Linked DNA regions of Homo sapiens: region 1 is linked to region 2. A link is a contact called in ENCODE Hi-C or POLR2A ChIA-PET data. All regions are on one chromosome and are shown on one strand. The core of a region is the stretch at or near the end of the contact, and the rest is flanking DNA. Distances in the headings are between cores, read along the strand shown. Region 1 overlaps LOC105373281 (a long non-coding RNA gene). Region 2 has its middle 43 kb from the start of TP53BP2.

Region 1 (4,700 bases), core at 505-3,004, 190 kb after region 2:
TGGGAGTAGGGTCCTGGGGGAGGGTGGTGGTAGTAATGTGAGATTGGTGTCAAAGAAAAGAAAAAATTATTCGGTGGCACTTGTTGAGGTATGATTAGGAAGGCTTTATTCAGGACTGTTGCAATAGGCATAGGGGCCACTGCAATGGGGTTTTGCGGGGTGGATAGAGATTGGGCTCAACTCGGAATATGGCACGGCCAGGTGGGAATGCATAGCCAAGAAGCAGAGTGGGGGTCAGTGACAGATAATTACTAAGAGTAAACGTAAAGAATAAGGGGGATTCTGGCTAAACCCCCTAACCGAGTCTTGCTGAAGACAGGACAGGGTCATTGGACATCACCTAGATGGTGGAGGATGAGGAGCACAGTTAGATATTGGGGATGATCAGATAGCAAGGTGTTGAGGGGTTCTAGCTAAACTGACTTAGCAGGGTCCTCGTTAAAACTGAATTTTTCAAGGAAGTGCACAGATGGGCCTAGGAAAGGATCAGGAGGCTCACTAAAGTTTGGTCAAGCAAAGAATCTTTGTCAAGGGCCAGAAGAGGCCAGAGGTGAGGCCGAGAGGTGGGGAGGGACTAGCTGCTATAGGACCTTGTAAGGGCAATTGGAGGGGTTGGAAGTGAAGGGTGAAAGAGGTGAGTGTGGTGGTCAGGCTGGTGGGGAAGGAGTAGGGCTCTAGGCAGCTCTGGTGGAGAGGCTCCTGAGCCCCATCACAGGTGTTCCAGGGTCCATGAGAACTTCTTCTGATAGCAGGACTGTAGGCCCATGGTCCTGCTTGCCCACTCTTCAGAAGCAGGCCCTGATGGAGAAGAACTTGGCTTTTTATTTTTTATTTTTAAGAGACAAGACCTTGCTCTGTCACCCAGGCTAGAGTACAGTGGCATGATCATAGCTCACTGCAGCCTCCGTTTCCTGGGCTCAAGTGATCCTCCCACCTCAGCCTCCTCAGTAGTTAGGACTACAGGCATTTACCACCATGCCAAGCTAATTTGTGTGTGTATATGTGTGTGTGTGTGTAGAGATGGGGTCTCGCTATATTGCCCAGGCTAGTCTGGAACTCCTGGCCTCCATAATTATCCTGCCTCAGCCTCCCAAGTGTGAGCTTGGCTTTATGAAGATACAATAATTTGGGGGCTTCTCCTAGTCTATTCCCACTCACGATTTTTATTTTTATTTTCACTTTTTATGTTTTTTGAGAAGGAGTCTCGCTCTGTCACCCAGGCTGGAGTGCAGTGGCATGATCTCAGCTCACTGCAACCTCTGCCTCCTGGATTCAAGCAATTCTCCTGTCTCAGCCTCCCGAGTAGTTGGGACTACAGATGCCTGCCATCACGCCCGGCTAATTTTGTATTTTTAGTAGAGACGGGGTTTCACCATAATGGCGATGCTGGTCTCGAACTCTTGACCTTAGGTGATCCACCCGCCTTGGCTTCCCAAAGTGCTGGGATTACAGGCGTTAGCCACCGCGCCCAACCCCCACTCACAATTAAACACAGCCTGCACATGTATTTCTGCACCAACAGGTTGACAGGCTCTCATTGGAGAGAAAATAACCCGCTCCATCCTTTTGTGCAACTGGAATGATTTGTGTGTCTTGGGAAGTTTTAAAGGTCACCAAGATTTCCTGAACAACAAAAATAAGCCTGTAGTAATAAAGTTATTACACCACAATCATGCTCTTCACTGTGAGCTATAGCGGGTGGTCCTGCCCAGGCAGGTGATGACGGTAAAATGGCGCCTCCTGGGGCCCGTTTGATGTTGTATTGGCTCCACCACGTGGCAAAAAGCAGTATTGTTATTTCAAAGCAAGAAAACCCCTAATTTAGCCATGGAAAAGGAAACCTCTATTTCAAAAGGCCTTTGATGCTTTTCAGCATAAACAAGTAAAACTGGCAAAATGTCTTGTTTTGGATCTCAGGCAGTCATGACTCCAGATCCCAAAGCCCTCTGGAGTCTGATACTGAGTTCCTCATGAACTGACCCATCTATTTATGTATCTATCTGTCTATCTATCATTATTTGTGACCACACATAACGTGCCAGGCATAATGCTGGGTACTGAGGCTTCAACCGTGAACAGGATACTGTACTGTCCTTACAGAGGACATAGACAATGGGCAACAGGCCATTGCAATTCACTGTGGTAAGCGCTATGGAGACAAATTACTGAGGATCCTCACCCAGATTTGGGGAGTCTTGGGTTATTTCACTTAGCATAATATCCTCATAATATCCTCAAGTTTCATCCATGTTGTGGCACGTGACAGGATTTCCTTTCTTCCTTCCTTCCTTTTTTTTTTTTTTTTGAGATGGAGTTTTGCTCTTGTTGCCCAGGCTGGAGTGCAAAGGTGCAATCTGGGCTCACCGCCACCTCCGCCTCCTGGTTTCAAGCAATTCTCCTGCCTCAGCCTCCTGAGTAGTTGGGATTACAGGCATGCACCACCACGCCTGGCTAATTTTGTATGTTTAGTAGAGATGGGGTTTCTCCATGTTGGTCAGGCTGGCCTTGAACTCCCAACCTCACGTGATCCACGTGCCTCGGCCTCCCAAGGTGCTGGGATTACAGGTGTGAGGCACTGTGCCCAACTGATTTCCTTCTTTTTAAGGTGGAATGATATTCTATTGTCTTGGATATACCACATACACTGAGAAAGTCTTTTTACATTTAATTTTTTTTTTTTATTTTTGAGATGGAGTCTCACTCTGTCACTCAGGCTGGAGTGCAGTGGCGCAATCTTGGCTCACTGCAACCTCTGCTTCTTAGGTTCAAGTGATTCTCCTGCCTCAGCCTCCTGCGTAGCTGGGATTACAGGTGCGTGCAAACACGGACGACTCTTCTTTTTTTTTTTTTTGTATTTTTAGTCGAGATGGGGTTTCACCATGTTGGCCAGGGTGGTCTCAAACTCCTGACCTCAAGTGATCCACCTGCCTCGGCCTCCCAAAGTGTTGGGATTACAGGCACAAGCCACCACGCATGGCCAGGAAGTCTTTTTTTTGAGACAGGGTCACTCTCTGTTACCCAAGCTGGAGTGCAGTGGTGTGATCATGGCTTACTGTGGCCTTGACCTCCTGGGCTCAAGTGATCCTCCCACCTCAGCCTCCTGAGTAGCTGGGACTACAGGTGTGCACCACCACATCTGGCTACTTTGTGTATTTTTCATAGAAACGGGGTTTCACCATGTTGCCCAGGCTGGTCTTGAACTCTTGAGCTTAAGTGATCCACCTGCCTTGGCCTCCCAAAGTGCTGGGATTACAGGTGTAAGCCACCGTGCCTGGCCCTAAGGGAGGAAGTCATCAACTGGGGCCTGAGAGCTGAGTTCAATTAGTGTAAGGGTGGATGGATAGACGGAGAGAGGATAGGAAGGGGAGAGGGCTCCAAAATGACTGAGTAATTGGCTGGGAACTGAGAGAAGTTTCGGTGGCTGTAGTGTGGACTGTCAGATGAGGATGGTGATGGGAGATGGGGCCAGAGAAGAGAGCAGGTGCCGGGACACACAGGGCTTGTGAGTTCCGCGAAGGAGTTTGCCCAGTGTCCAGCAGGGGGCAGTAGTGGTGGTCTCCCCACCTTGTTCCTATGGGCTGATTTGGGCTGTGGTTCTGGCTGCGTGGCCTCTGTGTGTCTGTTTCCTCAGCCAGATCTTCTCTGAGTGGACAGCACTTCGAGAAGACCTACGTGGGATGGTTGGATCCTGGAGAGGCCTACAAGTAGCCATCGATTCAGTCCAGACACTATTTGCTCTGGAATGTGCGGGACTGGCTCACATTGGCTCCTGAGAGGAGGGAGAAAATGTGCGCAGGGCAAGTTGGAGACGTTATTTCTCAGTTTGCAGTTGGTTGGATCATGTCAGCCCATCAGGATATTTTAGCCAGGATGGAAACGAGCCTTCTAGAGCATTTAGGATGGGGATTGCCACTTGGGGAATTAAAGGCAATAATGACAAAATGAGCTTATCAGAGGACCTAGTAGGATTCTCATTCCTGTGGCTGGGTACTGTTGACAGGAGGGCAGCTTCCTGGGCACTCGAAGGCAGGAGGAACTTGACTCTGAACACGGCTAACGTCCTGTATTGTACAGCTGTGGTCATGCTGTGAAATTCTTGTGTCTTCTAGTTATATTTAGAGGAATTATATCTTTTTACTGTGTCTGTTGGTATTTTTACATCAATCACAGTCCATCTTGTAACAATAAAATAATCTTTCAAAAATGTTTTCTGTTTAAATTAGCCTAAAACTCTCCCTTTCTCTCTCTTTCTCTTTTTGAGACACGGTCTCACTCTGTTACCCAGGCTGGAGTGCAGTGGCACGATCATAGCTTGATTATATCTCACTGCAGCCTTGACCTCCTAGGCTCAATGATCCTTCCACCTCAGACTCCTGAGGAGCTGGGACTACAAGCACACACCACCATGTCCAGCTAATTTTTTTTTGTAATTTTTTGTAGAGGCCAGGTTTTGCTATGTTGCCCAGACTGATGCTGAACCCCTGAGCTCAAGCAATCCACCTGCCTTGGCTTCCCAAAGTGCTGGAATTACATGTGTGAGCCACTGGGCCCGCCCCCTAAAACTATCTCTCATTTTTCAGCAAAAAATCTGATGAGTACTAATTCCCTTTTCTCCCAACTTCGTGTCTAAGATTTTGAACGTTGGGTGTTTAATGTCTAACGGTATTTTCCTTCATGAAAACATGCAGGAGAGGGAGCTG
Region 2 (4,431 bases), core at 1,690-4,189:
AGCACTTATTGTAAAAGTTCAGAATAAACTGCCTTCAGGCATGGCTTGATCCAGGGGCGCACACTGTGTTACCAGGAGGCAGTTTCTCTCTGCCTCCTCACTTGGCTACATTTTTCTCTCACTTGTGCATCCTGAGCCATTCACAGAGCTCAGGAGGATGAGTGTTCTGATGGAGCAGGGTATGCTGGTGGTTAGTGCCATCAAAAACAGAATGAGATAATGATATGGCTCAGATGACTGGAGGAACACCAGGGTTCTTGGTCTAGCACACGTTTGGATAAAATGACACGGACACACCTGGAGTGGTTTTAAGGAGCAAAAAGTTTAATATACAAGAAAGAAGGAAGGAAGAAGAAAACAGCTCCCCAGTACAGAGACAGAGGGAGAGGGGATTTGAATAGAGAGAAAACCCCGGTGGGGAGAAGGGATGTGGGGGGAGGGCGTGTGTGTGTGTGGTGTAATCAGCTAGTTATATGAGGAGGCTGGAGGAGGCGGTGCTGGCTTGCATAGGGCTCAGAGGATTGGTTTGACCAGGCATGTCATTCACATAGCCTGCGAAAAAGCTGGCCCTCACACTCTAGCCTTTTAAGATGCAAATGCAGGGCGCCATGATGTTCTACACACGTGGGGATATGTGGGGGTGGCCATGTTGCCAGCCACCTGTTGGGGCAAGGAAGAAACCTGGAATCTCCATGTTTGGGTGGACTCAGTTTCCAGTGGCCTGCATTTGCATATCAAAGCTTGCCAGTGGCTCTTAGAGCTGGCGCTCTCCTGTTAGACAAGAAAGGTTTCTGGATCTGCTTTAAAAGAAACAAAAACTTCCCAAGGACCTCTTTTCCTCTCTATCTGCCTAAAATAATTTCTTAATAACTCCTATAACAATAAGGGGGTGGTCCATTCCCACATGTAAATTGAGGCTTTTCCCAGAAATAGGGTGAATAGATGCTGAGTTACCCCAGTCAGCAAATGTCCATTTATCTCATTTGTGAACTCTGGACTCTGCACAGAGACTGTGGTGACACAGGCTGTCCTGTGACCCTGTGGCTGGGTCAGCTCCTGTGTCTGCGACAGGATGCCCTGAGTCCCCATGGATTCCTCAACCCCACACCCTGTCCTACTCTTAGCCAAGTCAGCCATGCCCCTCTGAGGGCTACGCTGCTTCAATAGGCCTGGCTTCCTAAGTACCTTTCATTATCACCCAGGCTCATACCCAGAAGCAAAGCAGAAATTTCTTTTGAGATCCAGGGTGGGAAATGGTCAGTTGAATTGAGTTGCAACCGAAGGTGAGGAAACGTCTTTTATGAAAACCCATTTCCCTCTGTCAGAGGTGATTTCAGTCACATTTTCCAAGCTCAGGATAATTTACCCCCTACCAGGGTGCACTGCAGAAGGCCTGGCTGGAAGGCCCCGAGCACAGGAGTTGATTGCTAGCTGCTAAGAGGCTGCGCTTTGTTCCCGAAGGAGAAAGCTGCAGGTTAAGAGAACATTCCCCACCTTGCCAGGGGTGACCAAGCAGGGGACTGCTTGAGGGCTGACACTGGAGTTAGAGATAATGAAAGGAGAGGAGCAAGAAGAAGCCAGGGCCTGGCTCGGCATCTCACCGCATTGGTGGGGAGAGGAGCTGTTCACCTTCTTGCACCTGTTGCTGGGCTGAGACAGATTTTCAGAGAGCAATGCCTCCTGGACAGAGGCTCTTCCCCACAAGGCAAATGTAATTAGTTGAGAGAAAAACAAAGCTCTGAAACCCTAATTAGGTGCAAAGCCCTCAGGCTTTATACATGTAAACAGCTAAGGAACAGAGGATAAGATTCTCCAGTCGGCACTCCCTTGCCAGTCCTGGGTGAGCTAATGGTGAAGTGAGAGCTGTGCCACAGATCCCATGGTTGGCTTTTTGTTGTTGTTATTTCAGACGGAGTCTCACTCGCCACCCAGGCTGGAGTGCAGTGGTGCAATCTTGGCTCACCACAATCTCCGCCTCCTGGGTTCAAGTGATTCTCCTGCCTCAGCCTCCCGAGTAGCTGGGACTACCAGCGCCCGCCACCATGCCTGGCTAATATTTTGTGTTTTTAATAGAGACGGGGTTTCACCATGTTGACCAGGCTGGTCTTGAACTCCTGACCTCAGGTGACCTGCTCACCTCAGCCGCCCAAAGTGCTGGGATTACAGGTGTGAGCCACTGCACCTGGCCCCGTGGTTGGCTTTTACTCCTTCCATTCTGCCACCCTGAAGCTGATCCTCTGGAATTTGCTTGTTTTTGGTGTGTCCAGAAATGAAGGTCTATCAGTTCTTGAAATTGGGTTGTTTTAAGTAACTGATGTGCCGGGATGACAGTGAAGAAGAGATCTCAACTGTGGTTGAGATCCTGAGTGCTCAAGTTTGGGTCCTGATGCAGAGATGTGTAAAACTGGTAAAGCAGGAGGAAGAGTGAAAATGTGTGTGTGTATTTGTATGTGTTATGGACTACATTCATTGTGGGTGGAAGGAAAAAAAATCAGATATTTTCATGGGCAACCAAATACTGAAAAATTACTTCCAAGCAAGGTCTTTGCAAATGGTATCATTACGACACAGGTGTGACTTCTAAGCATTCTGATGTGGAAAGGGGTTCTTTGGAGGGGTGGGCTTGTTACTAATGGCAATCTAATGGGTCACACACAGGGCCCCAAATACCTCTGAAGGGCTTGGCTCAACCCTTGGATTTTTTTAGGTTCTGAGCCTGGATTTCATGAAGGAAACTTCATCCACCCTGCTGTGTGCTGAGCTGACTGTAGACATGTTCATCAGAATTCCAGCAGAATGATTTGCAACAGGGATTTCCCCTTACAGTGACAGATTGCCTGGGTCACCAATCTGTGCCCTTAGGAGGAACATTGCCATCATTTCTAGTGGACGGGCTCTCGGGTGACGCATCATTAATCAGAGGGCTCTTTGCTAAGCATGAAACCGGAAAGGAAAGCACCATGGCTGTAGGGTATACGTCACCTGCGTTCCCGTAAAGCCTGATGGAAAATCTCTTCTCAGCAGAGAATACTTCTCCAGTGACGGGGCTGTGTGTTCAGTGACCCCAGATGCAGAGTCTCGGACGGGGCTAGATGCTTTCGACAACTTTTGTCTCCTTGTATCTATTTTTTCTTCCTAGCTCAGTTCCTCTCAGACACATTCTTTTTTTAGATGGCTTTAGTGCCGTTGATTAATGCTACAGTCAAGGGCTATTTCTGTTGGCCTGGCAGATGATACAGAGTCAAATGTTGCAGAATTTGAGGGGTGGATTACTGTCTCAGCTAATACTGTTGATTAAATCAGGAGCTTGGGAAGGATTTCAGCTTCCCTGAATTTTTTTCCAAGTTGACTAGTCTGTTATTTATGTTGGGAAAGCAACATGATCCCCTTTTCTAGAAGCCCTGATTACTGTCTTTTCTGCAGCCACAGTGAAGAAGGGCAAGTCATTCTACAGAAACATTCTAGAGAATACACAAACTCCTGCAACACACCTTGTATTCCCCTCATTTAAATTCCTGAGCTCAAATGATTCTCCCGCCTGGGCCTCCCAAAGTGCTGGGATTACAGGTGTGAGCCATCATGCCCGGCGTTGTCTGATTTCCAGTTGCTTCATTCACAAAAGTAGTAGGTAGCTTTGCTACAAAGAGTGGGCCAGGTCATTACCCTTGACCATTGCTTCCATTATGAATCTTTAGCTCACATTTCTCTGGTCTCACTCAGGGACTCTTCACTAATGCCTAATCTCTGACGCTACTTCCAGCATTATATACACCACGTTGCAGGAGTGTGTGTGTGTGTGTGTGTGTGTGTGTGTGTGAATATGTTTCCCTAAGAACATCTTAGAAAATCACATGGTAGGCCGGGCACGGTGGCTCACACTTGTAATCCCAGTACTTTGGGAGGCCAAGGTGGGAGGATAATTTGAGCTCAGGAGTTTGAGACCAGCCTTGGCAACATGGTGAAACCGTCTCTACTAAAAATACAAAAATTACCTGGGCATGGTGGTGCGCACCTGTAGTCCCAGCTACTCAGAAGGCTGAGGCCGGAGAATTGCTTGAACCAGGGCAGGGGGAGGTTACAGAGAGCCGAAATGGTGCCACTGCCCTCCAGCCCAGATGAGAGAGCGAGGCTCCGCCTCAAAAAAAAAAAAAGACAATCACATGGTGGAGATCCCCTTTTAGTCCCACTGCAACCCCCTCACAGAGTGAGCCTGCAATGTGTGGACACTGAGGCAGAAGGTCTTTCAAGTGGAAATCCCAGAGGATGGAAGTAGGTACAACTGAGGGTGAATGAATGCCCTCAGGGTTGCTGGCAGGCTGATACATGGATGAGGACCAGCTAGGATGAGTCATCTCAGGAAACAGAGTAAACAGGTGGAGATGGGAGGTAATGTCACACTGTGTGCACTTGTTTTAGAGTTAACGTGTTTAT

Evidence for each region. Hi-C counts contacts between places; a loop is a spot of excess contacts on that map. ChIA-PET counts read pairs that join two places held with the same protein, here RNA polymerase II (POLR2A). Pooled maps may share reads with other maps.
Region 1: a map of aorta shows a loop between it and region 2 (3-fold over the local background). The contact joins two enhancer-like sites. A Hi-C loop is called at or near these places in 1 of 168 maps with a recorded cell type or tissue (aorta) and 5 of 50 pooled maps. POLR2A ChIA-PET finds 5 or more read pairs at or near these places in 3 of 52 experiments (AG04449, AG04450 and PC-9).

Annotation. Positions count from the first base shown.
Region 1 is chr1:223,695,450-223,700,149 of GRCh38, reverse strand. The region is part of intron 1 of LOC105373281 (a long non-coding RNA gene); the gene reads left to right. Among named protein-coding and RNA genes, the nearest start is that of CAPN2, 15 kb to the left of the region's middle. Within about 2 kb of position 1,754, at least 2 of the 41 ENCODE cell types and tissues checked have a DNase peak (open chromatin) inside an H3K27ac peak, as active enhancers do.
Region 2 is chr1:223,886,744-223,891,174 of GRCh38, reverse strand. No RefSeq gene overlaps it. Among named protein-coding and RNA genes, the nearest start is that of TP53BP2, 43 kb to the right of the region's middle. RefSeq lists an enhancer at 2,112-3,311. Within about 2 kb of position 2,939, at least 14 of the 41 ENCODE cell types and tissues checked have a DNase peak (open chromatin) inside an H3K27ac peak, as active enhancers do.